2 separate regions of the Homo sapiens genome follow, and region 1 is linked to region 2. Evidence: read pairs that join two places in POLR2A ChIA-PET (ENCODE). Cell type or tissue: K562. All regions are shown on one strand. Links, peaks and the distances in the headings refer to the core of each region. The heading gives the core; the rest is flanking DNA. Region 1 overlaps GNB1L (G protein subunit beta 1 like). Region 2 holds the start of TBX1 (T-box transcription factor 1).

Region 1 (16,560 bases), core at 4,878-9,877, 53 kb after region 2:
CTGATTCTATCTCCTCTGTCTGCTTCTCCTTCCTGGTGCATGTTTTACATAGGAACCACTTGGAATGAGCTACCGATAACACAGCAATAATATCAATGCACAGCCACCTTGGACAGAGCCTGGCATACATGGGGCATCACCCACTTTACACACAAGGAGTCCAAGCCCCTGAGGCTGGGGGCTCTGAGTAGGCAGAACTCATACCAGTTGGTCCAGCGGTCTCTGGCCCCTCTATTCTCCTGAGCCAGGCAGAGGGATCGTGTCTTAGGGGCCTGTGCCTCTGTGGGTGAGAAGCTTGCTGCCCTCACTAACCCACACAGAATAGGCCCGGGACCCCAAGTCTGAATCCCAGATCTGCCACAGGCATGCTATGGGTGTGCTGAGGTCACCTCCGGGCAGGGCAGAGAGCTGGGCCCACAGCCCGGTCCTTCCAGCTACAGAGACCTGCTGAGGCGCCCACCTCCAGTACGCGGACCAGGGCCACGGCGCTTCTTGTGCAGGCTGCTCTTGCCAGGGGCCCCCACAGCAGCTCAGCCTCTGCCAGCAGGGCTTCTGCTCCACTCAGCACCAGGAGCTTAGCCTCTGACAGCAGGGCTTCTGCTCCACTCAGCACCAGGAGCTCAGCCTCCAACACAGGGCTTCAGCCCCACTCAGCCCCAGGGATGGCTCACAGATCTAGGCCCCACACAAACGCATGCACACACACATGCATGGGTAACATGTACACACCTGCACACACAAATAGAGCCTCCTGCCCATCAAGCCCAGAAACCAGGGGCCTCAGGGGGAGCCAACCATCTGACGAAAGGGGCCCCCGGGGAACAAACAGAGCAACATAATGAAGAGGGCAAAAAAGAACTCAGTAATGGGAGAGGTGATTACAGTCAGGAACCAAGAGGCTCAGTGATGGTGAGACCAGGCCTGCGAGCTCTGGGGAAGGTTGTCAAGCCTGAACTCCAAAGCCGGCCAAAATGGTAAGCAGGAGGGTAAAACAGAGGTCTCTGTGGACACCAAGGATTCCTTGCGGAAAAACCGCTCAAGGAGAAGCTCTAGCCACATGGAAATATAGGAACATTGATGTCCAAAAACCAAGACGAGGTGCCACTGAGCCTGGCACAGAAGAACGTGGAGAACCCAGGAGAAGCTGGGGCGGGCTTAGCCGTTCTTTGTCTTCTGCAAGTAACAGCAACTCCGGGACAGGGTTCCTCCTCTTAGGATCAGCATGGCCACTGAGTGAAGAGCTAGAGGCACCAGGGCGGCCTGCAAGGACCAGAGTTATAGCCCATGTGCCACCTCTGTGATCCCAGCTAAGGGAGCAGTGGCAAGCTGTCATTGGGTGTTGCCACCATTGTCCCTTTGCTGTTTTCAGGAAGGGTCTGTGAGAGCCACCGTCAGGGCTGTGGGGAGGGTCTGGGAGGGTGTAGACCACACTGCCTGGCTCACTCCCCACATTTCCAAATGATACGGGAGAGGGGCAGGGAAGTGCTAGGAAGGGAAGTCACCTGGCAAGGGCTCCACCCCCGGGCCTGTCCCTATAGACCTAGGTGAGGACAGGCACTCCTGCCTTCGCACCCAAATGCTGCATTTCCCAAGACCACCCTGGCTCACCACACCCCCATTCTGTGCCTTTAAAAACCCCCAAGACCATAGCAAGCAGAGACACAAGTGGCTGGACGTTGAGAGGACGTTGAGGGGAGCACGGTGGTGGAAGAGCACACCGACAGAGGCTGGCATGCTGGCAGGCCATCAACCAGCGAGCGGAATGAGGTGGAATCTGGCCGGGCAGTTGGAGGAGAGCCCAGGCCACCCAGCAGCCCAACTCCAGGGGAAAACCATCTCCCTTCTGGCTCCCTCATCTGCTGAGAGCTACTTCCACTCAATAAAACCTTGCACTCATTCTCCAAGCCCATGTGTGATCCAATTCTTCCAGTACACCAAGGCAAGAACCCCAGGATACTGAAAGCCTTCTGTCCTTGCAATAAGGCAAGGGTCTAATTGAGCTGACTAATACAAGCCACCTATGGACAGCTAAACTAAAAGAGCACCCTGTAACACACACTCACTGGGGCTTCAGCTGTAAACATTCACCCCTAGACACTGCTGTGGGGTCAAAGCCTCACAGCCTGCCTGTCTGTATGCTCCCCTAGAAGTTTGAGCAGTGGGACACCGAGGAAGCGAAACACACCTCCATTGCACGCCCCGGGAGGGGATAAGGGAACTTTTCCCATTTCACAACCTGTTTTCCCCATATTAAATTGAGAAGTTTTGTTTTGTTTTAAAGTCAGAGTCTCACTCTGTCACCCAGGCTGGTGCCATCACAGCTCACTGCAGCCTTGAACTCCTGAGCTCAAGTAACCCTCCCACCTCAGCCTCCCCAGTAGCTGGGACTACAGGTGTGCGGCCACCAGGCCCAGCTAACTTTTTGCAGAGATGGAGTCTCACTGTGTTGCCCAGGCTGGTCTCGAACTCCTGGGTTCCTCCTGCTTTGGCCTCCTGAGTAGCTGGGACTATGATTTCCTACTTTTTGCACTCCTCTGTGCCAGATTTCTTAAAATAAGATCTGTTCTTCTTGTCGCTATATCAGGAAGATGGGCTAGTTCCAGCAGTTAATGGGGTGGGGAGGTAGGGGACTTAAGCCAGGGGCAGGAGGAGCCGCCCTGAGCACACCTGTGCCTCTGTGGGGTGGGGAGGGCTGCGGAGGAGGCAGGCACTGGCTACACAGCCTACACGGCCATACACAGTCCCCAACCAAGGAAGGCCTGTCTCAATTTGGGCTCCAAAAGACCCCTCTGGGGACAGTGAGGGGACATCAAGGGCAAAGGACTTGAGCAGGCCAGTGAGGGCAGGGGCAAAAGATGGGGGGAGGAGGGGTGCGGTGAGGGCAGAACCCAGGGCAGCCCTGATGCCCCACTCTGGGCGCTGCAGGAGGGAGCGGGGGTGGCGGCGCCTTGAACCACATCCTGGGTGCAGGGGAGTGGTGAGCCCTGGGCCTGAGCACCAGAGGTACACACCACGTCTACCTGGGCTGGGTCCTCAGCCCGGGGCTGCCCCTGCCTGCGCCTGTACTTGGAGCCTCCTACAGACACCCATGAGCTTTCCGCCTGGCACCTGACTGCAACTTTTGTTTCCAGAAGGAAAAATGTTAGGTTTGGGCAAGTGTGGCCACCCAGCCGGCCGAGTGGGGTGGGAGTGCGGCTCCCTGGGCGTTGTCTGGGTGCAGGCCAGTGAGGCTTTCTCCCGCCCAGTCTGACAGATTCCAGGTGGGAATGTGGAAAGCAACTGTTTTCCCAGGATGTGAGAGGTCCCCAGACAGGCTGCCCCGGGAAAAGACAGATGCTGCCCCACAGGGAGAGCTGAAAGCTAGGAGGAGGGTTAGACAGCCTTGAGCACAGGGGACGTGTGGCAGGGGGCAGCGCAGGCTGACCGAGTGCTGGCTGGCGGCCTGGGGGTGGCCGAGACCAGCGCATGGAGCACAGCAGGCCAAGGGAAGAGCTGACTCAAACTCCTGCAGCATTCCTGTGGGTCTGTAGACCTTGGGTCCCGGGGGAGGAAGCACGCCCCTCTTTCTCACATAAATACAACTTGTAACAGGTTTTTGGCAGATTGGCAAGAAAAGTGTATGTAGCTCCTAATTGGTTATTTAAATGCAATGAACAAATAAATGCCTGTTCCTATCTCATTATTTCTGTACTGGATCTGCCTGAAGACAGAACGACTCTCCTTGGGCAGGGGCCAAGCCCAACTGTGCGTGGGGGCCGTCCTGCCCAGTACCAGCCCCAAAGACTGCCCGGGCACAGCGAATGGGGAGGACTCGGCAGTGGGCATGGACAGTAGCCCCCACGTGTGCGCCCCCTATTCCATGGTATGTCCTCCCCATGCCCCGCCCTCGGGCCACCATGCCCCACTCACCAGGTGGGACAGTCGCCACTCAAAGGCTCTTCTCTGATTTCCCTTCAGCTCCCCCAAGAGCTGAGCCTCCAGCCACACCCTCCTCCACTATGACACCCTCCCCGCACATCTTGGGCACCCCTCCCTTGGCAGACCCTGCCTCCTGTGCCACTGGGGGTGTGGATACCACTGTCCAGCTGGGCCAGTCCTGTGTTACCAACACCTCTGGTCATTCTGGCCTAAGCTCCACCTAACAGTGGCCTCCCTGCTTGGTGATCCCCCCACCCCCTGGGTGTTCCCTAGCTCACCTTTCCCCTGAGGACTGTGATCACCACCTTGTGCCTGCACCCACCCATCCCAGCCCTGGTTGTGTGCCCTGAGATACCACCCTCCCTGCTGCCCTGGGTCAGCCCTCCCCAGGCCTCCAACTTCACCAGGGACTTGGTCTCTCTCCCACCGCCTCCTGCCAGCTGCCCCGGAGCGTTCCTCCCACTTGGGTCTAAGGTCCTCAGGGCCTGAGCAGTCTCTCCCCTGCCGTTCCTGCCGGCCTCGGGCCTCCATGCTTGGCCATCCCACGCCACTGTCCTCCATGTGCAGAACTATGCTGGGTGCCCAGGCCTCCAAAACACCGGCCCCTCCCCCAACGCCTCCTGATTCTCCCACTGCCCTGGGAGGATGGCTCATCAGCAAGGCCACCCCAAGGGGACAGGCCCAGGCCTAGCCGGCTGTGCATCAGCCCCGGCTGCTGAAGCTGCCGGCAGGTGGGCGGCTCCATGGAGTCCTGTGGGTAGGCGCAGGCGCCTCCTAATCAAATGCAGAGGATGAGCACAACTGTTTGGAGAACATGGGGCCTCAGGCAGGCTGGCTCTCACCTCGTCGCTGCCCCTCCCTGGCACGGCAAGCGTCCAGCGTGGCTGGCCCCCGGCCAGGATGCTGCTCCGGCAGAAGCCCACACTCTCCAAGCACACGGAGTCCACGACAGCGCTCCTGCCCTCCGCGAGGTCCCACAGGCACAGCTTCAGGTCCCGGCCCTGACTGCCAGACAAAGAGGAGACAGGCCTGAGACTCCCCTTGACAAGTGTCAGCTCCCATGGCCCCTGCAGCGGAAGGAAGGCAAGGCCATGTTTCCAGAGAGTGGGTGCCGTGAGCTTGGATCATCGCAGGTCGGGAGCCTCAGCTGAGGAAGGGCCTCACCGCTCTGGCATTGACACTTGAGCCAGCACCAAAGTGCCCGAGGCCAGGACATGCAGTGGATCAAGGCTGTGGACTGATGGCTGTCCAGCGTGGCCCCGGGGTGGGGGACACCAACCCTGCAGTGCTGCACAGCACAGAGAGCAAACTTCACTGTGTGCACCCTAAAACCAGCAAACTCCCAGGGTGCCAGGATCCCAGGAAGGACTGCAGACTGTGACAAGGGGGAGAACAGAGGGGAGCCAACCTGAGGCATTTTGGGGTAGTGCTCATGACTAGATGCTTATGAGGTTAAAGACAAAAATAACTGTGCAGAAACTGTTCCAGTGGGTGAATTAGTTTCTCAGAGGGGTGCAGGTTACAGTTCTGAATCCTCTCCACGCGTACACCTGGTAGAACAGATGAGGAAACCAGTGGTGGCTCATGGGCCCGGGGTCTCACCACAGGGAGATGTGACGAAGAGGCACAGGGGAGACATGGGCTGGCGGAGTCGAATTAGAATTGTAAAGTCAATATGAACAACGAGTGTTTGGGCAGATGCACAGACAGAAATGAGTACAGACGGGTGTGTAAGCACAGGTCAGCGGGCACCCAGGCGTCTCCCGGTGCTGTCCACTGAGAACACCTAGAAGCAATGACCACACCTAACCCAAGTCTTGGTTTCTTATGCTGTTCTCCAAAAACAGGAACCAGGGCTCTGGAGAAATGGCTGAGTCTAGGGTGGAGTGGAGGAAAACCAAGAGGAGTCTCAAGCATCCTGTAGTGCCAGGCAGTGAGAAATGCTTCAAAAATAAAATAAGGCTGGGTGCAGTGGCTCAACGCCTGTACTCAGCACTGTGGGAGGCCGAGGCAGGTGGATAACCTGAGAGGTCAGGAGTTCAAGACCAGCCTGGCCAACATGGTGAAACCCCGTCTCTACTAAAAACACAAAAAAATCAGCTGGGTGTGGTGGCACGTGCCTGTAATCCCAGCTACTTGGGAGGCTGAGGCATGAGAATTGTTTGAACCCGGGAGGCAGAGGTTGTGGTGAGCCAAGATTGCACCACTGCACTCCAGCCTGGGTGACAAAGCAAGACTCTGTCTCAATAAATAAATAAAAATAAAATAAAGACTGGGTGCGGTGGCTCACACCTATAATCCCAGCACTTTGGGAGGCCAAGGCAGGAGGATTGCTTGAGCCCAGGAATTCCAGATCAGCCTGGGCAAAATAGTGAGACCCCTGTTTCTACAAAAGACACAAAAATTGGCCAGGCATGGTGGTGCGTGCCTGTAGTCCCGGCTACTCAGGAGGCTTAGGTGGGAGGATTGCTTGAGCCTGGGAGGTGGAAGCTGCAGTGAGCCATGATCGAGTGACTGTGCTCCAGGAGACCCTGTCTCAAAAAATAAAATAAAAATAAAAAAGGATCGGGGATGTCAGAAGGACACGGACTCTGAAGCTGGAACAATCTGAGAAATCAAATAAATCATGGTGGTATTAGATTTTAGCCCAAAGAAAGAAGTAAATCTGCATGAGCCCATCCTCATGAGTGAATGTGTATTATGTATCAGAAAGAAGGAATAAACCTTCCTTCCAGCTTCCTATATTCCAATTAAAGTAGAAATCTGCCATGGCTGGGAGGGATGAGGGAAACGAGAATACCCCAGTAATAACAGGTGCAGGCAGAGTCCACAGATGGATGCTAAAATCAGCGGCAAAAGGGTAAGGGTCTCAACATGTTGCCCAGGCTGGTCTCAAACTCCTCGGCTTAAACGATCCTCCCGTCTCGGCCTCCTGAGTAGCTGTGACTACACTCCCCAGATGTTAGTAATTACTGCAGTGGTTTTAACACAGGGCCACACATCCTTGGCTCTCCTCTCCCCAGGAGGTGAAGCTTCCTTTTCTCTTTGCATGTGGACTGCAGCTAGTAAGCAAAAGCTATACCTTGACAGTGGAGTCAGGCAGACACTTCCTGCCCCAGTGACCAGGGTTGTCCCCGGCAAGCCATGGGCCATCAGGGACCCATGTGTTCAGCATGGACTCCGGGATGACAGGATGAGAAACCTCACTTCTGTGGGTTTCTTCCCAAAACCCATCACCCCAGTCTTAACCTGAGAAAATATCAGACAAACCCAACCTGAGGGGCGTTCTACAAAACATCTGGGCGGTAACTCTTCAAAAGTGTCAGCTAGGTGCAGTGGATCATACCTAGAAGGTGGAGGTGGGAGGACTGCTCGAGCCCAGGAGTTCAAGACCAGTCTGGGTAACATAGTGAGACTCCATCTCTACAAAAAATGTTTTTTAAATTAGTCAAGCTTGGTGGCGTGCACCTGCAGTTCCAGCTACTCAGGGGGCTGAGGTAGGAGAATTGCTTGAGCCTGGGAGATTGAGGCTGCTGTGAGCTGTGATCACACCACTGCACTCCAGCCTTGGTGACAAAGCAAGACCCTGCCTCAAAAAAAAAAAAAAGACCAAAATGTTGAGGTCACGAAAATAAGTGATCACACACCAAAAGGGACTAAGGAGACGTGACAGCTCAGAGGATCCCGGAGCAGAAATGTCACTGGTGGACAAACAGAAGAAATTGAAACAAAGTCTGGGTGCCAGTTATTATCATGCACCATGCTCTGCCAGGAGGGCCGTGCGGTGTGCGGTGTGCAGTTGCGGTTGTGGTGCCCACGCCACAGAGAATTCAGCACCACAAAGGCCGATCTGGGCAACTCGGTCCCGTCCAAATCTCCACTGGGGTTTTGGAGAACCTGCCAAACTGATGTCAAAATGTACCTGGACATTTGGAGCACAAAGACGTGCACAGCCCCCGTGGCTCTGCTAGGCGGCAAGGCTCAACATGACACTGCAGGGAGGCCGAGATGGGGGTGTCCTCAGCATGGGGAGGGGCCAGGGCCAAGGGAGGGGAGGTGTGGCTGCACACCACGCTCATATGGAGGGCACCCATGTAAGCCCTGCGGGGAGTGGAGGACTGACTTGTTTTTCCAGGAACTTTAACATTTTTTTTCTTTGAGACAATATCTTGATTTGTTGCCCAGGGTGGAGTGCAGTGGGGTGATCACAGCTCACTGCAGCCTCAAACTCCTCCCTCAGATGATCCTCCCACTTCAGCCTCCCAAGTAGCTGGGACTACCAGCATGTGCCACCACACCCAGCTAATTTTTGTATTTTTTGTAGAGACGAGATTTCACCATGTTTCCCAGGTTGGTCTCGAACTCTGGGCCCAAGCACACCTCAGCCTCCCTAAGTGCTGGGATTACAGGAGTGAGCCACTGTGCCCAGCTTAACTTTTTATTTTGAATCAGTTTTGAACTCACAGGACAGTTGTGAGAACGGCACGAAGACCCCGTATGCCTCCTGCTGCAGTGGCCTGCTTCTCCCGGCCCCTCCTAGCCCTGTGCACACAGGTGAGCCTCTCACCAAGAACTCCACCTTGTCAACACCGCATCCTGACCAAGGGTGAGCCCCGACAGCCCACAGCCATCCTGGGGCGTCGTGGCCTGTGTGGGGCCTCGCGGGGCCCCGGCTGCCTCTGCCCCCTGCATGGCCCCTTCTCTCTCCCTGTCTCTGCCTCTCTCTCATGTCTTTGCACTCCTTCCTTCCCTGGGGACGAGGCCCAGGCCCATATTCCTCAGATGACACCAGTCGTCACGCTGCGAGGCACACGATGTGACCTGCCCACCATCAGGGGTGTCAACCCTGATCGCCTGGTCAGGACCCATAGTTTTCAAAGGCTCATCATCCCTAATTCTGATCATTTATTTTAGTGCTCAAATTGGCCCAGGCTAATGGGAGTCCCTGCAGGCTGGCTCAGAATCCTCTGACGTGGCCATCTGCGAGATGTCCAGACCTAGAATCTGCCATCTCCCGGGGAACCCTCACTCAGCTTAGGACACACAGGCATTTAGAAGCCAGGACCTGGGTGTCCACCTGCTCACTGCCAGAGTGTGCCCCAGCCACCAGGCCCCTCCGCACACGGGCTAGGGAACACACACATGCCTCACATGCATGCACACAACACACAATCACACACACCACACACCTCATACACACCTCACATACATACACACCACACAGGCACCTCACACATACACAACTTACATACACAAACCTCACACACACAACACACAGGTTCTTTCTCACCTTCCCCCTTCTCGTGTCTGTAACTCTCCTCTCTGGGCAGGGACAACCCTGGCCTCTGTTATCCTGGAGATGTTCACTGACATGCCCAACAAGCGAGCCTGCCACCTGCCCTCACCAACCTCCTGGCCTCCCAGGCTGCCGCTGCCACACCACCCCCCCAACCCTGCTTCTTTGACTGCCTGGCACCCCCTTCCCACCCCATCCAAGGGGCACTGAGGTGGGGGAAGGCGGGACCGCTGGGTACCCACATGGAAACCCAGGGCCTTCACTGCACACCGTAGTGAATTCCAGCTGAACCATGGATCTACAAGGGACAACAGTAAAGTTCCTGGGAGACATGGAGAGAGGTCTCTCGGACCTCGGTGCAGGAACTCCCGGCAAGACACAAAGGCACTCTCCATAAGGGGAAAGCCTGGCAGACTTGAATCAACTCCATTAAAATGAGTAACTTTGTTCATTAAAGACACCATTAGGGGCCAGGCACAGTGGCTCATGCCTGTAATCCCAGCACTTTGGGACGCCAAGGTGGGCAGATTATGAAGTCAGGAGATCATCCTGGCCAACATGGTGAAACCCCATCTCTAGTAAAAATACAAAAATTGGCTGGACGTAACGGCACATGCCTCTTATCCCAGCTACTCGGGAGGCTGAGGCAGGAGAATCACTTGAACCAGGGAGTCGGAGGTTGCAGTGAGCCAAGATCATGCCACTGCACTCCAGCCTGGCAACAGAGCAAGACTTTGTCTCAAAAAAAGAAAAAAAAACGTAAGAAAAAGAAAACAGCGACAGCTGACTGCAGCTACATGCAACACACGGAGCTCACGGAGATAAAGTTGAGTGAGAGAAGTCACACACAGATGCTGCTCCTTATGTCTCCACGCTTCCAAAGAAAAAAGCAGACAAAATAGTCTATGCTTTTCAGAGACATACATTCATAAATATAGCAAAAATGAGGCGTGAGGGGCTACCTCCTGGGGCATGAGGGGCTATCTCCAGGGAGAGCAGGTGGCAGCAGCTCAGGGATTCAGAGGCTCGGGGGCCCTGCGCTCTACTTCTTGACTGGAAGGTGGTTGCTCAGGTGCTCACTCAGCCGTAATACAATGCTCTGAACACTTGTCTTGCACTCTTCTGTGAGTACATTATACTTCACAAGAAAAAAGATTAAAAAACACCCTGCCGAGGTGGCTGTCGAAGGCACAGGTGTGTCCTTGGCATGCGGGAGGCTGAGGGCGTCCTCCCACCTCCCATCAACATGAAAGCCATCACTTCCTTCAAGGGCCACTTGGAGAGACTTGGCTTCCAAACACAGCTGAGCACAGGCCGGGTGGCGGCCCACAGGCTCTAGTACAGTGCAGACGCACCTGGCACTCCACACCTGCAGTTTCTGTCCACAGACCCCCTGACCCGTGGCTGGCTCTGCCTGGGAAGCAGCCACTACAGCACCATCCCAGCAGGAAGGGGAGGTGCCCTCGAACGTCAGCTCCCAGACCGCCCACCAGGCCTGGCACAGCTCCTGTCTGCAGGACAGCCTGATACCACAAGGCACCTACGCAAGGGACCACCAAGGGCTACATTGTGGCTGAAAACTCAGGAGGACACTTACAAACAGCAGCTCCTGATGCACATGGCCTGGTGGGGTTCTAGAAATGAAGTCTACTCTGACAATCAAAGACCAAACCCACTCTGAGGCCCCCTGCACCAGTGGTGAGGGATCTGGGTCGGCTTGGCCAGGATGCAGGCATGACCACACGGGGCTCTGCAAGCACACAGGCTCAGGGCCTCTGCTCTTCAGGACAACCCTGGTGCCTTCGTCACCTGCAGCCATCTCCCAGGTGGTAGGCACCGCGTGAGTCTAGCACAGACATGTTTTGCAGACTGGTGGGGGCCAGACAGGCCTCATTCTCCAGGGACTATACTCCACAGTGCCATGAACCAGGCACCGAGTCCAGAGCAGGAGAACAGGCCTGTCCTTCTGGAGTTCTGGGCTGTGATGGTGATGGCACGGAGTTCCCTGAATATGACGCAAGGCAAATCCCAGGACAGCAGCAGGCCCGTGCTCAGGATTCCTGGGCTGGTGGCAGCGATCCCCACACAGGGGCAGATGTCACTCTGATCAAGGACAATAGCCTGCTCCAGCATCCAGGCAGCCCAAAGGAGGACTTGTTGTCAGCCCCCTGCAGGCCTTCCCTGTCCCACCATGCCCTGTCCCTCCCACTCCCCATGGGAAACAGAGAAGCCCCTCACGCACCTGCCCCTGTCTGCTGCTTCCTGGCCTACCTCCGGCCTGGTGTCTCAGCCCCATCACCTCCACAAGACCACGGGGGCGATGTCAGAACCCAGCCCTGGGCTAACCCTCGGGGGCTGCCCCTCCCTGCTCTGCTGCCAGCTGCCCAGCACCCAGCCCCACTGTCCTTCACCACACTCAGAGGCAGGCCCTCCAGGGCCGCAGCACGTGGGGTCTCCCCCACCAGGACTGCCAGGCCCTCTTATTCCTCCGCCACCTCCTGCTTACCCAGCAGCTGCACCAGCGTGTGAAGCAGGGCCCTGTGAGCTGGGTAACCTCAGGATGAGGCTCTGCCACCCATGCAGGAGGATGGTGCGACAGCCACAGGAGGCCAAGTTGTAGAGGGGCTGTGGTGACTGGGACCTGGGCCCATGGGATAGAGGCAGAAGCTCATCTGAGGAGGGGCCTGGGCTCAATGCGGACCCCTGGCCAGGGCGAGCTCTGCTGAAGGCACAGGCTGACACTGCAATGGGGACACAGCCATCGCCATACGTTCACTAGGCTCTTCCCAGCAGGCACCTGGCCAGACAGCACAGCAGTCACGGAGGGTAGGGTCACACTGTCTCGGGATGGGCTAAGGCCTCATGAACCATGGGGGCACCCAGAAACCTGCCCTTGTGCTAAGCACAGGCTAGAACAGTGGGGTCTGAATACCAATGGGGACAGGCCACCTCTGTGGACCCTTCCTGCTGGGGTACAGTCTGGACAAGTAATCCCCAAGTGATGCGTAGGGTACAGAACACACACGTGAGCTCGGGGCCCTGAGGGAGGAGACTGCAGGGGTAGAAACCACAGGAGACACTGCAGGGGGGACCAGGTGGGGAGATGGCCCTCACTACCACGCCCACTTCAGAAACGCAGAAGCACACTGCTGTGGGACAGCACTATACACCCAAGCCCTGCGCCCCGCCCCTGGCCACTCAGCCACCATCTTGCCAGCCACATAGCCGTATGTGGCACAACATCAGGGGCTGGGTCCTCTTGGGAAGAGTCAGGTGCATTGTCATAACCTAGTGAAGGGACACACACGGCCAGGGCTCAGCTGCCGGAACACCCAGCTCCTAGGGCCTCCACCGGCACCGTGTGTGACCTGCCATGCTCATGGCACACGGCCCAGGCAGGATGGGCAGTGGGCAGGGAGGCCCTCCTTGGGACCACTGCCTGCATCCCTGAGCCTGTACTTCATCCCATTCCCCTCCTCTCAGCAAATGCCCTCACCCCTGCCCAGTTTCCCAAGCCACGACCCAGTGCCCTTGTGAAGGCCCTCCCACCAACTTGCGCCTGGGCTCACCTCAGATGTCACCAGCCCTGGAGCTCTGGCCTCCTCACCTGGCACCTCCTGGCTCCAGCTTGGAGCATGAAGGGTCCAGTGGAGATGGTGGAGATGCAGAGGCAGACCTGCCTGCCTCCCTGTGACAAGGGGCTGGACCTGCACACCCTGCCCTTGCTGCGGACCCTTTGCTGGCCCCTTCTGGTTCCCCCACCCCATTCTGCCCCTCAGTGGGGGACACCAGAGCCTCCATCAGAGAGTTCCTGACTCCCCCGAAGGCCATACCTGGCTCCTGCACCTTGGAGACCCACCTGAGGAGCTGGCGCCCCTGGGGCAGCGTCTGCAGCCAGGTCACACACTGGCCGCCGTGGCCATCCAGGGTGGTAACCGCTCTCCGCGTCTGCAGGCTCCAGATGTGTACCAGGCCACTCTGAGACCTGTTTCAGACAAGCCGAGCAGGGTGTCAGGGGGCAGAAGGGTGTGCTGAATGCTCTGGGGCCAGCCTGGAGGCCACATTGTGGGATGCGGGCATCTAGGCTGGTTGAGCTGAAAAGCCAACAGCTCTAAATATGAACTAAGGGCCAAACTGGCAAAGCACTCCTTGCTCCTCTTCCAGAGAGGGGACCGGGGGACCCTCAGGAGCCTCTAGGGGTAACTCAGGCAGATCTGCTTCTCTGGAGGTAGGGGGAGCCATGCCACAGTAATGCACGCTGGGTGGTCGTGCCTGCTCCTGCGTCTGTAACAAAGAGTGTGTGTGTGTGTCCCTGCCTCCCCCAAGGGACAGTGTGTCTGCTGGTGGGTGCTGAAAGCTCAGCAAGCCTGGGTGGCGAGCAGTCCATGCCCCTTGGCCAGCACCCTCAAACAAGCGCTGGGCTCCTTGCTAGCTCACGACCTCCTGACTTGGCCCTGGGTGGCCTGGGGCTGGGGCCACAGCTACTCACCCTGAGAAGAGGAGCGGGCGCCCCTGAGCCTGGGCTCCTTCGCAGAAGTGCAGCGCATGCACCGGTGACTGGGTGCCTCGGAGGACAAACTGGGGGTCTGGAGGTGGCGGCGGGCAGGGGGCCGTCATGCTGGGCAGGATGCAGTTACCTGGGCACCAAGGGAGGGCGTGTGAGTGACTGCGTCCCTATTCTCACCCTCTAGGAAGGCTGCTCAGGCACAGGGGTGCTTGAGATGTTGCCCCTGCTCATTGTCTCTGGCCCTGTGCCCCTCCTGGGAGAGAGGTGCCACTGCTCCCCAGACACTGATGAACGGCCTGTGGCTACAGAGGCACCAGTTCCCTGCACGGCGGTGAGCCCAGCAGAGAGCACAGAGCTCACCCTTCCCCCACTGCTGGGGGAACTGGGAGCCCCATGGATGCCAGCCCTCCTCGCACCGTGCCTGTTGGCCTCTGCACCTGACTGGTGCACCCGCTTGGGCCCCACCTGAGCCATCCCTGAGTGGGCACAGCGGCATCCAACACTTCCTCGGCCACTCTGGCCTCCAGGGCTTCCTGTCCACCACTGGCTGTGCCCTCTGGCTCCCCAGATCCCAGGGGCCACACCAGTGCTTTCCCACTCTGGCCATCTGCATGCCGGGACTGCCGGTCCTGCCACTGGGCTTGGCTGAGTCCCGCCCTCTGTCCAGGGCTCACTCCAGTGTCTCTCTTGGGAGCCACCCTCCCTCCCTGCTGGCAAATCCAGTCTCCCTTCTTCTCTCCTCCCTGCTGCCACCTCTGCCCATGGCCAGCTCAGGGATCAGGGGAAAAGAGGCACACAGGGTCCCGGGGGGCTGCTAGGAGGAGCCTTCCTCTCACATCTGCTGGGCCCCAGGCCTGCCCCGCCACAATTTCTAACCGCTATCACCACCCTATAAGGCGGCAGCACCCTTTTCACTCTTGGGGAAACCGAGGCAGAGAATAGTCACTGAGCTGCACCAGGCCCCTGGCGCTGAGGCCTGAAGTACTCTAGGGCCTCATGGCACCACTGAAGGGCAGAGTGGCTGGGGCAGAGTCGCCGTGCGGCTCCTTAGGAGAGCTGCGGTCACAGATGAGCAGCTGTTCCCCAGACCACTGGGCCTGTGGGGGAAGACTGCCGGGCCACCACCCACCCAGAGAGGCTTCCCGGGTCCGTGCCGAGCCCTTCCAACCACTCAGACCCACAGGGCCTCGCACTCCACCTCAGCCCCACAGCTGGCTGCTCTGTGGGGTGGCCCTGGAGCCAGAAGCGACCAGCTCCATGTCTGTCTGCCTGCAGACCCTGAGCTGGGCTAAGGGCTCAGAGGGAAAGGCCAGGAGCAGACCACTGGGTGGCTGGGGCAGCCTGTCACAGGGGGCCTTTCCCACTGGGCTCTGGGACAGTGGGGCAGGCCCCGGCCCAGCCACCTGCAGCCTGCACACAAGGCAGGGAGGATGGCCCACGGCAGCCACAGCCAGCAGAGGGACTGGGGCCAGTAAAGGACCAGGGCAGGGGAGATGGGAAGGACTCTTCAGAAGGGGCTGGGTGGTAGGCGGATGGGGGTGCAGGTTCAGAGGCAGGAGTGCTGTGGATGTCTGGAGGCAGCTGTCCAGGGTGCCCCTTCAGCAGCACTGCCACCGCCAAGCCCTGCCTCTCCCCTTCTGAATACACGCCAGCCCTCTCCTTACTCTATTCAGAGCTGGGGCAAAGGTTCAAAACACCTGAGAAATGCCCCTGCCAAGGTGTCCTGCAGAGTGGAGGGTGGACAGCAGCCAGTGCCCAAGCGGGCGGCATGGGGGAGGGCAGGAGGCCTGGGAGGGGCCGGGCAGTGACTCCAGGGCGCAGGTCCACCCTGCCTGGCGAGAGACCTCGGGCAGCCACTCTACCTCCCAACCCTGCCTCTCTCAAGGGGTTCCGAAGACAATGCGGAGTTCCCTGGGATATCCTTTACTAACTGCCAAGTCCCATTTTTCCTTTTCTTTTTTGAGGGGGATGAGAGAGGTTTCGTCCTCTCTCACCTTTGGCTGAAAGCCAACTGATCATGCCCAAACTTAAGGGTGGCTTCCAGGGGAGGCAGAGGGACCAGACCCCACACTGCTCCCAAGACCCACGGCCCCTGCTCCAGCCTGTGATGGGGAAGACTCCAAGACTCCTGAAGACGCAGCCAGGCCGGGGGCTGGAACAGCTGCCCTCAGCGGGCTGGCTTGGAGGACAGTTCTCAGAAGCCACTGCCTGTTTGTGCTATGCCTGCCAGGTAAGAAAGGCAAGCTAGCCAGGGGGACAGGAAGGCAGGGCCCAGCTCCAAGAGGAGCCAAAGAATGCAGACCCGGCAAAAGCACCTCCACCTAGCAGGAAAGCACCGAGTCCAGGATGGAGGGTCCCTCCCATGACTCCAGTCCAGGAAGCAGAGCCTGACAGGTCACCTCTACACAGGCTCCCCTGTGCAGTCCAGGCACGAACACACATTAGACACACGCTATGCTCACACATACACACACATGCACATGGTGCACACAGACACATGCAAAACCCACACATAGGACACATGCCTACACATACATGTTCACACACCCATATGTGCACACACACACATGCACACACACAGGCACACACTCATACCTACATACACATACACACACGCAGACTCAGACACTCAGGCACAGGCACTCACGTATGTGCACACACAGCACAGAGAAGCACACACACAGACAGCACGGCGGCCTTGGGCGGTGCCAGCCGAAGCCCGGCCCCCACATGCCACCTGCCTGGGGCCTGGCGGGAGTTTCCAGAACCTCACCAGCAGAAGGCTCATTCTCAGGTGATGAAATCAAGTTCTCCTCTATTGTTTCCCCAGAACTGCAGG
Region 2 (7,063 bases), core at 2,064-7,063:
GAAGGGGTTAATGGGGGCTGGAAGGGCTCTGCTCCTCCCTACAAACCTCAGGCACAGAGGTCTGGGGACCTCTGGACCGATCCTTGAGCGGCTGACCCAGAGTCTCCAGGAGGCCCCAGGGTTTTTCACTTTCACTTCTCCCTCCTCAATGTTGGCCTCACCCACAGGCCCCACATCTGGCCAGTGCCCTGAGGTGTGTGCAGATGTACACAGGACACAAGCTTGGGCATACCCTCAGGCTGGGGCACATGCAGGAGCCCCACCCCCATGCCCCCACCGACTGGCCCAGGCCTCTCTGGGTGCAGACTGCCAACACAGGCACGTCTCCTGCAACACTACCAAATCTGCGGCCACCAGCATCCCTACCACCCGCCTCCACGGGACTGTCCTTCCTGCAGGAGCAGCTCCTGGGGACAATGGCTGGTCCTGCTCAGAGAGGAAGGAAAGGGGCCTGGAACCAGCTGGTCCATCCCCACACAGCACTCCTCACTGGACTTGTCCCTGGGTCCCCTCAGTGACACTGAGAGACATAAGTCATTGTCACTGTCATGGCCCAGAATGACTACTCAGGGCAAGAAAAATGCACTAAGGACAGCTTCCCTTTTCTGACATGGCCCACAAAGCTCCAGCTGCAGGCGGCAGGGGTTGTGGGGGGCAGGACATGAGGCACCCCATACAGGCAGCAACACACACCACATCCCAGACAGGCAGCACTATTCGTATACTCACCCACTGCGGCCCTGGACTCACATGCGTTCCTGAACCTCAGGCCCAGGGCCAGCCTCCCCACTGGCGCCCAGCCCCCCAGCCCGTTACTGGGCCTTCCCAGTTCCCAGCCAGCATCCTCTCCAGCCCAGGGTCTGAGGTCCTGAGATCCTAAAAACCCTGGGAGAGGTTGCCTGCCTCCCACTCCCATCCTGAGCATGCACAAGCGAAGGCTGCAATGAGGTTGTATACAGAGAGGCCTTGCAAACAGTGGCCCTGACCACCAGCACCAGGGAGGCTCCAGCAAGGCACAGAGGCTCCAGCAAGGCACAGAGGCACAGAGCTGAGGTTGACACCCAGCTGGAGAGGCCCTGTACAGGAAAGCCATGGGTGCGCTGAACTGGTTAGAGGAGACCCTGGAGACAGTAGGTGGGGAAACGCACAGGCCAAGTCAGGCCTTGGCGTCTGGGATGCCTGGGCCTAGAAACCAGGCAGAGCGGCGGGCCTCGGCCTCACTCTGCCCAGCCTGGTCGGGCCATAGAGCTTCTCCCGGCAGGCAGGCTGGCTGCTGGGTGCCGGGGGGCAGCATACGACCCAGTGGCCTGAAGTTCTCCAACATGTCCTCGTGTCCTCGGCTCCCTCGGCTGGCCAGGCTCCGCCCCCGGCCCTCCCTGCGCCCGGCCGGTGCGCAGGGAGGTCGGAGGAGCGGGCACTGCCCACCCTCCGGATGTATAAGCGTCCTGGCCAGAGGCGGGCGGTGCGCGCAAGTGCGCGTGACGCTCGGGCTCGCGGGCTGCGCAGCCTGGGCAGCGTCCCTCTGCTGGGGTCTCCAGCGACGATAGTGAGCCAACTTCAGGGGGCTGTTGGGCATTTACTGGGCTGGGTCCTGTCCTGCTGCGCCAAGGAACAGAGGACGCTGCGGCCCTGGGGCTCCTGTCAGTGGCCGGTGCGAGAGCCCAAGCTGCCCTCTCCTCACCCAGGTGCAGGGGCAGCCAGGGAGGAGGTGGAGGCGGGAGGGGCCAAGGGCAGGGGCAGGGCTGGGCTCCGGCAGCCACTCGCTGCTTCATGGGTGCCCTGCCACCTCGGGCTAGGGCTGGGTGCTGCTGGCATAGACACCTCTCCTCGGGGGGCTGTAGAAGCTGACGGTGGCTTCGCTGCACAGAGAAAGGCCGTGCCTTGGCAGGAGCAACGGGATGTTCAAGGGGCGTTGGTCATGGAGGTCCCTGGGAATGGAGGAAGGGGGCAGGGAGCTTGGAAAGCAAGAGGGCCCTGCACTTCCAGGGTGCTCCACCCGTCTGGGCCCCTCGGCTGCTACCAGCCCCAAGTGGGGGGCCCATGACGCCATAATCCTCTGGGCCAGGGGCCCCTGGCAGTGAGTGGCACCACAGGCCCCCGCCCCCGGACTCCGTGGGCTGGGCTGGGCTGGGCGCGGTGCGGCTGGGCACACGCAGTCGGAGGCGGCGCCGGCCAGGCCGCCGGGCGCCTATGGACGCGCGGAGCCCGCTGTCTCCCCGAGCCAGTGCGTTCAGCATCGCCTCTCTGGTTGCAGCGGAGGCGGCGGAGCGCACCGCCCACCAGGGCTCAGGGTCCTCCGACCGGGTGAAGCTTCGCTGGCTGCCAGGATCCCCGGCAGGGATGCACTTCAGCACCGTCACCAGGGACATGGAAGGTGAGCCTCCAGGCCGTGTCTACACTGGCCCGCCCGCCAGACCCCCTGCCTCAGCTGCTGTGGGGCCCGGGTGCAAAGTAGGTGGAGGCAGCTCTTGGTAGCGTGGGCTCCAGGCTTCTGGCTGCGATTCTGGGGCAGAGAGGAAGAGCCGGCATCCCGCCCACAGCCTGTCCCCTCACCAGCCTGGGGGCCCAGCTTGGAGATGGGCACTCAGGTATACACAGGCCCGGAAGAGGGCGAGTGAGGCTGGGAAGGAGAGCAGAGGTGGCCGTGAGCCTGGAGAGGGGGGAGGAAAGTTAATAAGAGAGGAGAGAGCGGGAGAGTTTCACAGAAGGAGAGAAAGCCTCGAGGAAGCCGTGGAGACGAAATTGAGCAAAGGGGAGAAAACACAAAAAACCCAAAGAAGAAGGTAGGGGAGAAACAGAAGGACACGAAAAGGCAATAAAAAGCAAGAGCGAAAGAGAAGAGAGAAAACGAAGGGAAAATTTAAGACAGAAAGCGAAGTCATAAAAAAGAAAAAAAGGAAAGACTTTAGTTTTTTTTTTTTTAAAAAGAAAAACATAAAAAACAAAGGACATACAAAAATAAGAGGAAAGGCACCGACTAAAAGAAAGACAAAGAATGATTAAAAATAAAGTGAAAAGGAAGGCGAGGATGGAGGAAAAGGGGAAGAGGCGGAAAGTAAAACAGAAATAAAGAGAAACTACAGAGATAGGGGAAGAAAAAAGATGATCGGGAGGGAAAATTTAAATGAGGACGACAAAGGTAAAATAACAAATTAGGAAAAGAACGTCTGGGAGAGAGAGAGGAGAAACGCACGCGGGCGGGCGGCAGAGCGAGGGCCGGCCGACGGGCCCGGCGCACCGGTGAGCCGGTCCGGGCGGTCGGGGGGCCCCGGGCCGAGCGAGCCGCGGCGGGCGGGCTGGGGGCCGGGGAGGGGGAAGGGGCGGGGGAGGGGCGAGGGCCGGGGGAGGGATCTAGTCCATTGTCTCCGCGCGGGGGTGGGGGGGCCCCGGGCGGGGCGGGGCGGGGCGCCTCCTCGGGGCCGGCCTGCGGTGTGGGGCTGCACGGCCCGGGGCGCACGCAGCGCGGCGCCCGCCACTCGGCCCGCGGCGCGGGGCAGCGCTCAGCTTGGTGGCGGGGGCGGCGGCGGCGGCCCGCGGGTCATGATCTCCGCCGTGTCCAGCCCGTGGCTCACGCAGCTCTCGCATTTCTGCGACGTTGCAGCCTTCACGGCCAGCAGCCTGAGCAGCCTGGGGGCCGCGGGGGGCTTCCCGGGCGCCGCGTCGCCCGGCGCCGACCCGTACGGCCCGCGCGAGCCCCCGCCGCCGCCGCCGCGCTACGACCCGTGCGCCGCCGCCGCCCCCGGCGCCCCGGGCCCGCCGCCGCCGCCGCACGCCTACCCGTTTGCGCCGGCCGCCGGGGCCGCCACCAGCGCCGCCGCCGAGCCCGAGGGCCCCGGGGCCAGCTGCGCGGCCGCAGCCAAGGCGCCGGTGAAGAAGAACGCGAAGGTGGCCGGTGTGAGCGTGCAGCTAGAGATGAAGGCGCTGTGGGACGAGTTCAACCAGCTGGGCACCGAGATGATCGTCACCAAGGCCGGCAGGTCAGGGCGCCCCTCCCCACGCCGCGACCCTCCCCACGTGCTGCCGCCAGGGCTGCGGGCCTCCGCCTGATCCGCGCGAGCGGGGCCGAAAGCCGGGTCGGGGGCGCGGCCTGGCCACCTGCGGGCCCCTCTGGGCCCCGCTGCCTCCTTCGCTGTTCGCCGTCCCGGCTCCGGCGACAGCCGCCCGGCGCTCCCCTCCTAACACCTATCCTCCGCCGGGGCGGGAGGAGACGGCGCGGGCCGCACGGGAACGGCGAGGAGCCCCGCGGGACTCGCCCGCCCGCCCCGCAGCCCCAGGACGCCGCGCGGCCCAGAAACCGGCCCGGCTTGGGGCGCACCCGGCTGGGGGCAGGCAGCGGCGTCCAGGGGGCCTCACCGCCCGGCCGACTCCTAGTAAATCCCACCTCAAGAAAACTCTGGTTCAGTTCTGGAGTTCAGTCTATGCGGGCAAGATAAAGAGCGGCAGCCGGGCAACTCTCTGGACACTTTCAGGAGAGGATTACCCTTAAAAACAGCGTGCACTGTTGCGTGGAAGTTGCTACCCAGTTTCCTTCAACCTAGATCCCTATAGTTGTGGGGCCTGGCTCTGTATCCAGCGGCCCGTCACCTCCCAACCGGCCTGTATTTGTTTTAAAGACCAAGAGACAAGGGGAACAAGTTTTGCAGATGCACCCGATTTGACCGGTAGACAAAGGCGGGTGCCGCGCTGTGTCTAATGTACACACCAGCTCGGAGTCCGAACAGCCAAGGGGAGCTCAGGGCCTGTTTGCAAAGCCTTCTCGTGGTTTCTGTTTCCCTGCTGCCGGCGTCCTTTCTGAGGAACCTGGGCCTGTGCTCTGCTCCAGCTCTGTGGTTTTTTTCCAGGCCCTCCTTGCTGTCCCCAGGCACACAGGCCCTCCTGAGGACAGCGGCAGCCCAGCCGCTGGCTCAGGCCAGCCCGGCAAGGGCCTTGTCGGCGCTGGGCTTCACCCGGGAGCCCACGTCCCGCAGCACCCTCCAGCCTGCAGAGGCTTCGGGTGGGGGAGGGAGCGGGCCTGTCCTAGAGGCTGGCTCCTGGCATCTGTCTTCTGCCCACCGCCTGCAGGGAGTTGCTTGTGAGGGGAGGCAGAGGGGACGGCAAGTGAGGGCCAATCCTTGTGTTGTCCTGAAGGGCCCCACGGCCACTACTGCTGTGCCATCATGTGGGGGTAGCCCATGGCCTACACCCGTCCAGGCACTGCAGAATGTCCTTTCAAGAGCCCTGACTGGTCACTGAGCCAGGGTCCAAAGCGGGGGAGATTTGAGGAACAGGAAAGACACAAACTGAGTACACTCTGGGTAGCTGCGTCTTGGGGTTATGTGTCTTAAGGGGAGTGGAAGCTTGCCCTGTGCCCTGAGGAAGGTGGGGAGACTCTTATCATGGGGCCATGATAGAGAGGGGCCCTGAGAGTCAGGGGAGGGAGGGCTCTGAGCCTTGGCCTCACTGAGGGGATTGGGTAACAGCCGAAGACCCAGCTAAAAGGGCAGCGGGGACGCCTTGAACTCACACAGGACTACCCGGTTTCACTTTGTTGGAGCCGGGAGCTGCTTCGATCAAGCTGGGGAGGCTCTGCTAAGGGCGCACGTTAGGCACCCTGCTGCCGGCCGAAGCTGGGACCAAGAGGCCAAAAAGTCAGCAAGGGCGAGGCCGAGTTTATGTAGGCCAAGGTTGCCGAAGGTGGGGGCTCCAGCGCTGGGCTGGCCATTTCTGTGTCCAGGAACGGCCCAGGAGGCTCCCCTGCTGCGCCAAGCTCCCAGTTGAGTAGGGGCCTGCCCAGATTAGAGCAGCTAAGCCAGGAAAGATGGAGCCCAAGGGCTGGGACGACACAGCAGCCCCCAGAGGCTGGAGGGAGGGGCCGAGCAGAGGGGCCGCCAGCCCCAGGCAGGTCAAGGGGGGCTGCCTTCCACCAGCTAGGGTGACCCAAGGCCTCATCACCCCCAGGCGGATGTTTCCCACCTTCCAAGTGAAGCTCTTCGGCATGGATCCCATGGCCGACTATATGCTGCTCATGGACTTCGTGCCGGTGGACGATAAGCGCTACCGGTGAGCGAGTGGTTGTAAGCGTGAGGGACCGGGAGGGCACCCTGGAAAGTGGCGGGTCTCCGCCTGGTGACCCAACTCCAAGGGTCGTCTGCACCATGAAACTCTTTAGGCACCTGCGATGCTGCCCGATCAACCCGCTCCCTCCTCCACTCCCATCTGACCCCAGACCCACAACCCTACTCCATGCCCTCTCAGAACCCGCCTCTGGAGCCGCAGGCTGCAGACAGCTCTTGCTCCCCTGGGCTGGTGTGGCCCTAGGGTGGTCAGCCAAGTACTCAGCCCCGGACTTCTTCAAGTCTCCCTCTCCCAGGAGGCCGGCCTGAGCGCCTAGTCCCCTTCCCCCATCCCCAGGGAACTCTGGATCCTGGAGCTGGGCCGGAAAGGTGGGGTGGCCAGGAGAGATTATGCAGGGCGGGCCTCAGCTGCCCGGACAATTAACAGCAATTAATAAAGAGAACGCGCACTGCCCTGTGCCTGAGGCCCGGCAAGGCCAAGTGTGGGCTCCCACCGCAGCGGCACCGGGGCGGGAGGACCCGCATCCAGCGAAATGAGATGGCAGGAGCCCAGCCTCCCCCTCTCGGTGCCCCACAGGGTGTCCAGTTCCTTGATTGTTTTGAGTGTTGGGGTGGGTGGGAGTTCTCTGTTTAGTCCATAGTCCCCCTTGGAAAAGCTCCCAGCACATGCGGCAGCAGAGGGTTCAATCTCACAGGTGGGGAAACTTCTCAAAGGCACTTTTAGGGTTCGCCCAGCACACGGGTCAAGGCCCTCTGGGTTCACCTCCACATGCACGACCCCACCCCGTGCCGCTCCAGGTACGCCTTCCACAGCTCCTCCTGGCTGGTGGCGGGGAAGGCCGACCCTGCCACGCCAGGCCGCGTGCACTACCACCCGGACTCGCCTGCCAAGGGCGCGCAGTGGATGAAGCAAATCGTGTCCTTCGACAAGCTCAAGCTGACCAACAACCTACTGGACGACAACGGCCACGTGAGCGACTGCCTCCCCAGGCTCCGGTGTCCCCCAAGGC

What was found. Peaks named below come from ENCODE experiments on the same cell type or tissue, not always from the same donor. Only the 100,000 strongest peaks of a DNase experiment are listed, where the experiment ranks them.
Region 1: POLR2A ChIA-PET joins it to region 2 with 5 read pairs; 2 of 35 experiments call an interaction of 5 or more read pairs at or near these places.

What each region holds. Positions count from the first base shown.
Region 1 is chr22:19,807,525-19,824,084 of GRCh38, forward strand. It overlaps GNB1L (G protein subunit beta 1 like), which reads right to left. Exons shown (of 8, transcript NM_053004.3): 3 at 13,704-13,851; 4 at 13,074-13,199; 5 at 4,761-4,923. The coding sequence starts at 13,831. Among named protein-coding and RNA genes, the nearest start is that of GNB1L, 39 kb to the right of the region's middle. RefSeq lists a silencer at 4,041-4,216 and an enhancer at 15,898-16,412. In K562, for the core only: a CTCF peak has its summit at 8,058; a DNase peak (open chromatin) is centred at 7,957.
Region 2 is chr22:19,757,304-19,764,366 of GRCh38, forward strand. It overlaps TBX1 (T-box transcription factor 1), which reads left to right and starts at 3,475. Exons shown (of 7, transcript NM_001379200.1): 1 at 3,475-3,977; 2 at 5,938-6,039; 3 at 6,852-7,023. The coding sequence starts at 3,541. RefSeq lists enhancers at 1-673, 259-338, 953-1,462, 4,530-5,229, 5,389-6,331. In K562, for the core only: CTCF peaks have their summits at 3,022 and 3,478; DNase peaks (open chromatin) are centred at 3,348, 3,851, 4,679, 4,938 and 2 weaker places; H3K4me3 peaks cover 2,845 bases; H3K27me3 peaks cover 678 bases.